Regions from separate parts of the Homo sapiens genome. Here region 1 is linked to region 2. A link is a loop called in an ENCODE intact Hi-C map of the cell type or tissue named here. Cell type or tissue: heart left ventricle. All regions are shown on one strand. Each heading gives the region's core, and the rest is flanking DNA. Links, peaks and the distances in the headings are about the cores only. Region 1 overlaps TGFBR2 (transforming growth factor beta receptor 2). Region 2 has its middle 230 kb from the start of LINC01985.

Region 1 (2,922 bases), core at 238-2,737, 340 kb after region 2:
TGTTGCCTGCCTCCCTTTCAGCCAGATCATCACCCATGTAGCCACTCCTCTATGGGAATTCTGGAGCTACCACTGACATCACATTACATAGATTTGGACTGGTAGTGCCCTACCTGCTCTATCTATAGAGGAAAAGGAGATGAAATAAGAATTTTAATATTCTTTTTTTTTTTTTTTTTTTGAGACAGAGTTTTGTTCTTCTCACCCAGGCTGGAGTACAATGGCACGACCTCAGCTCACTGCAACCTCTGCCTCCTGGGTTCAAGTTATTCTCCTGCCTCAGCCTCCCGAGTAGCTGGGATTGTAGGTGCCCACTACCACACCTGGCTAATTTTTGTATTTTTAGTAGAGACAGGGTTTTGCCATGTTGGCCATGCTGCTCTTGAACTTCTGACCTCAGGCAATCCACCCTCCTCGGCTTCCCAAAGTGCTGGGATTACAGGCATGGGCCACTGCACCTGACCAGAATTTTAATATTCTTAAGTCTTAATATTCTGTGGCACTTATTGGAAATGGTTGAAATATAATGCTTTTAATTTAGCATGTCATTGGTTCACTCTCAAAACTACTGAAAAGCACTTATCTTTCAAGATTTTAATGATGATGTTGGTGAGGACGTTTGTGGTAAGTAGATAATCACTTACATTATTCAGCACTTTACAAAGCATTTTCACAAACTCTTGAGTATTGGTTGTTATCAGTTTATTACTGAGATGCCTGTGGTGTCTTCAGGGGACAGGAGAGAATATGTTAACTTCTTGAATAACTGCTGCAGCCGTAGTTAGCCCCCTATGAGCCAAGCCTATTGGCTTTGTTACTCCCAAGGTATAACTTATTTCATATATATAAGCAACTTGACTAAGTATTAGATGTCTGTGTAAGCCATTTTCTGTGAGTCAAAACAATTTTGTTCTTCCTTATGTCTTTCTTCAGAGGTACATCTTTAATAAGTTCTGGGAAGGGAAGTGAAAAACAATGCTTGACCTCTGATACAATGTACTGTTTTGATTATGATCAGCACTTTAATAAAATTTATCATCAAGAAAGTCTTTGGAGTGAGCCCCTGAAAAGCTTGGGAAAGTGATTGATATGGTGTCACTTTTCTTAAATTACCTTCCCATGTTGCTTTAGATGACCAGGGAGGCTAACTTCACTCTTGTGCTCTCTAAATTGAACTGTCCTGAAGTTTTAAGAAAATGAAATGATCAGACTCAGCAGTTCAAGATTGTGTTGGTTGATAGCAGCCACTTAGACCTCAGTTCACTATGGGTTTCTGTGTACTTTATTGGTGGTCACCAAGATGCAATGAAAGGTCCTGATTTTGTGAACATTTCTGCCCACACCCTTCTTTGGTACATACCTTTTGAGAATATGTAAAATGTCTTTCATTGTTAAAATAGCTGTTAAATAATATTAAAGGCAAAAAAAAAAGTCATGAAAATAGTCATTTGCGTACTTCTTCAGGCAGATAGAAAACTAGTACCAGCCAGTGCAATGGCTCAGGCCTGTAATCCCAGCACTTTGGGAGGCCGAGGCAGGCGGATCACGAGGTCAGGAGTTTGAGACCAGCCTGACCAACATGGTGAAACCCTGTCTTTACTAAAAATACAAAAATTAGCTAGGAGTGGTGGGACACGCCTATAATCCCAGCTACTCAGGAAGCTGAGCCAGGAGAATCACTTGAACCCAGGAGACAGTGGTTGCAGTGATCCGATATCGCACCACTGCACTCCAGCCTGGGCAACAGAGCGAGACTTTGTCTCAAAAAAAAAAAAAAAAAAAAAAAAAAAGAGAAAGGAAAAAGAAAAAGAAAAAGAGAAACTAGTACCAGGAAAACAGAAAAAAGAAGTGATTTGAATAATTTCAGTATGATTGAGACATATGGGTGAAAGATCACCAGAGGGAAAAATGTCTAGTCTGATAACTTTGAAGAAAACATATTGACCATGTCTAGTTATAATAATCTTTTAATAATCTCACAGTAATAGAAAGCTTCATTATTTTCAAAACAGTTTCACTTTCCTGTCATCTGTAATTTTAAAAACAGCTCTCTGAGATGGATATAATTATCCTGTTTTACAGATGTGGAAATGGAGGCCCAGAAAGATGAAATCATCTGCCCCAGCTGTAATAGGACTGCCCATCCACTGAGACATAGTAAAGTATCATTAATTAATCTTTTCATCATTTTTCTATTTTTAGTCATGCTCCCTCACTGCTTAATTTGTAAGTAAATCTAAGATAAAAATCTATAGTCTCCTCGTATTTTCATATTTTCATAGCTAAATTGTTAAAGAGGCGATGGCAGTGTACTCATCAGGAGACTTGTTCTTGCCTCGAACATTAAAAGCCCAATTTAAGACTGGAGAATTTCTTCTTTGAGGGTTTTGTCCACCCATCATAAGAGATTTCAAACTATGTAATGAGTCATTTTACTTTTCCCCTTTTCTTATGGGGACAGCTTCTCTTTAATACACCGTGTGGTCTGCCCTCTTGGAGGTTGTGTCACCATTATCAGTAGACAAATGCTGCCATGTGTAAAAGGCTATGCCAGTTTCTGCAGTCCTGTAGTTTTGCCCCTCACTAGAACTTCAAGTTGCTTAACCTAATCAGGAATACGGGCATCTTTACATAGGAAGTGCACTTCTTCATCATATAGACATAGAGGTCAGGTATTATTATCTTTGGCTTCCTTTCTCAGAAATTCTTAAACATGAATGTCTGAATAAACATACAGAGAAGAGGTTGGGCGCTGTGGCTCATGCCTGTAATCCCAGCACTTTGTGAGGCCAAGGTAGGTGGATCACCTGAGGTCAAGAGTTCAAGACCAGCCTGACCAACATGGTGAAACCCTATCTCTACTAAAAAATACAAAAATTAGCTGGGCATGGTGGCGGGCGCCTGTAATCACAGCTACTCGGG
Region 2 (2,922 bases), core at 324-2,823:
TTTGGAAGTGTCTTAAAGTTTAAAAATGCATCATTAGCTTCTTCATAATTCATCTCTGCTCTTGATAAAAATAAGCCAAGAAAAAAGAAATCCTACAGGAACAAAATGGTACAATACAGAGCAGATCTCTTAATTTTCAGAATTCAGTTGATATTGAAGTTATTCTTTATTCAATGTAGTCACTATGTGACTTCATCTCTCCTGAGGGAAAGAACAGGGATATAGATCAGCCTACCTCTCAAGTCTCCATGATTCTGTATTCTCTTTTAAAAATACCTTCAGTGCATTCAGTGTCTCCAGCAAGCTGATGAAGACTCAAAGTTACCTGACCTCTGGCTGAATGGAAGGTTCTCAGTGTCATGGAACATTGATAGTCAAGAGAAGAATGCTCCAGAGCTGATACCTAAGAAGGCTGCTGGTGGTGGAGAGGGTGCCTATAATGGGAAGGCCGGAGCTACTACCAGAGTAGAACATCTGAAACAGAGAAACTTCTGCATTGCAAATTAGGTTGGGCTTAGTTTCACCTGTGATTTATAGCTAGGTTCATTTCTTCCTGTTTAACTTGGTTTTTGTTATTTGTATCTGTTTAACATGGTAATAATGGATCATTTTCATTAAGATGGTATCATGCCCTGAAAATGATGCCTTAACTGGAGGGATGAAGAATTCCGCAATGACGTCTGTCATTCTTTAATTAATTAGAGTGCACCTAATAAAACCCAGAAGAATGAATATCCTGTCTGAACACAATTACATTATGTCTGCATAAGGGCCTGCATTTGACTGTTCTGGGCTTCCTGTTTCTCCACATGTTGCAAAAATATGGACAACTTGAGCATATCACATAGCTATCGCATATTGGGTTATGGGAGCCAAACTTAAAGATGGGTTCTGGAATTTAATTTTGCAAGTATTCAGTTGAAAGAAGGATTTTTGCTGTTTGTTGAGGTTAAAATATCTTAGTGAAATCTGAAGTAAACTAATTAGTTGTAGGTCAGGGAATTATTTTAGTATTTCACAACATGATTGTTTTTACTAAGTCCAAAATTTGCCTAAAATTTAGTGATTTTACGTTCACATTTTTTAAAATAGTCCTAGTTTCATATTTATTTACTTTCCATTCCTAGGGAGGTTCATGTTAGTCACGTCATAGTGACCAAATTTTTGGTTTAGAAATTAGGAACATACTAAAAATCTGGCAAAAGAGAATGTGTGTTTTACTTCATGGCATCATTTTTATTTTGTTTAGTTTTTACTTGCCAAAGCTGCCAAAGTGGAACATACAGGAGTTGACATAAATACTGCAAACTGACAGGCAATCCAAATATTTCTTTCTGTGGTACAGGCTTTTTTGTTAATAGTAAATTTGGGAAGAATCTTTAAATCAGCTTCTAAGAAATTGGTTGAGCCAAATGTACGGGTAGCATTCAGTACAGGTTGATTTCTGCTGCTACTTTTACTGGCAAACAATGGCCAACTGCCAAGCCATGGTCAACCCACACAGCTGTTTTCAATGATTCATTTCCCTTGATTTCCCAGCTGACCCATTCAGAAGGAGAATAGCAGTTTTCACACCCCAGTTGCTAGCCTTGTTGCTGCAAGGAGCCCTCCCCTTCAATTGTGGGAGTATTTTGAAGGCTAAAGTAAGATACAGTTGTCCTCAGAAGCAAAGTTGATTCTATGCCTAGAATATAAGCAGGCAAAAAAGGCTGAGAAAAGTCTGGGAAATGTTGATTTCATGGTGAGGTGCTTACCATGGCTCTGATTCATAATATGCCTACCTCTCCAGCTTTCTCTCATACCACACCCTGACCTTAGCCTGGCATTCCAACCACCCTGGCAGTTTCCAAAGTACAGAAGGTTCTTTTACCCATTGGTACCAGTGCTATTCCTAATGGTTAGAATACACTTCTCTCTTGTTTGTTTGGAAAAATCCTGCTACCTCCAAGGTGCAATCCAAGTATTAAAGTCTCTGGAAGCTTTTTCCTGAACCCCCAAAGGTGGGTTAGATCATGCATTATTAATGGAGCAATGTTGCCCAAAAGGGGTGAAAATTGGCACTGGAAGGCAAAAAAAATCTTACTTTTTAATGCATAAAGCATGGATATACATATAATATGTAAACAGATGTGTAATTTATCTGAGGCATTTCAATTTCAATTAGAAGGAGTGAGATTAAAAGAATGTCTAAATAGGCTTTTTAAGGTGGTATTGAACTTTTGTTGAGTCGAGAAACCTGGGTTACAATACTATTTAGCTTGTTTTAAGTCACTGATTTTTGAATGTTTGCTGCCCAGCATCATTGCAGCAAAAGCTGACTCATACCCTCTTTCCTTAAGGCCATCTCTCCTTCTACCCCAGTCTCACGATTTGAAACTTTTTGAGGCCTGGGGCACTGTTTTGGGCTTCACTGCCTCTATAGGACCAGACACACTGCCAGAATAGAGCAGATACTCAGAAAATGTATGTCCAATGACTTCAATGGGATCATAATTTCTCAGTCTTACTCAAGGCTTTTATACCCATTGTGTTCTACAAAACAGCCTTCCATCCCTTCCAAATTTTTCTGCATCCTATAATTGAATGAGTTGGTGTTTTCATGAATTTTTTTACTCCAGCTACAACAACTAAAGAAGTGATGACTCAAAGCTGAATTTACACCATAGATGTGTCCTGTTCAAATATCCAGTCAATGTTGCAGCTTAGCTCTTATGACATTGATTAACATACTCCATTTCCAAAAGGCACAGTGCATACCCTGTGGATACAGGGTAACCATGCCTCTGTCATGACAGCATTTTCACTGTAACATCAGTTAGATCAGAAGTACTGGGTGCTCGTTTGCAGCCCTATTTGCAGCTTTCTACAGTGGCACAGATTCCTGTGACTGTTTTAAATTACTGGAAAAGTCAATATTGGAAA

What was found. Hi-C counts contacts between places; a loop is a spot of excess contacts. Peaks named below come from ENCODE experiments on the same cell type or tissue, not always from the same donor. Only the 100,000 strongest peaks of a DNase experiment are listed, where the experiment ranks them.
Region 1: it touches region 2 in a loop (4-fold over the local background); 2 of 110 quality-filtered maps call a loop at or near these places.

What each region holds. Positions count from the first base shown.
Region 1 is chr3:30,621,117-30,624,038 of GRCh38, forward strand. The region is part of intron 1 of TGFBR2 (transforming growth factor beta receptor 2); the gene reads left to right. Among named protein-coding and RNA genes, the nearest start is that of TGFBR2, 16 kb to the left of the region's middle. In heart left ventricle, for the core only: no CTCF peak of the experiment used is centred there; no DNase peak of the experiment used is centred there; H3K27ac peaks cover 1,457 bases.
Region 2 is chr3:30,284,671-30,287,592 of GRCh38, forward strand. No RefSeq gene overlaps it. Among named protein-coding and RNA genes, the nearest start is that of LINC01985, 230 kb to the right of the region's middle. In heart left ventricle, for the core only: no CTCF peak of the experiment used is centred there; a DNase peak (open chromatin) is centred at 1,501; H3K27ac peaks cover 1,529 bases.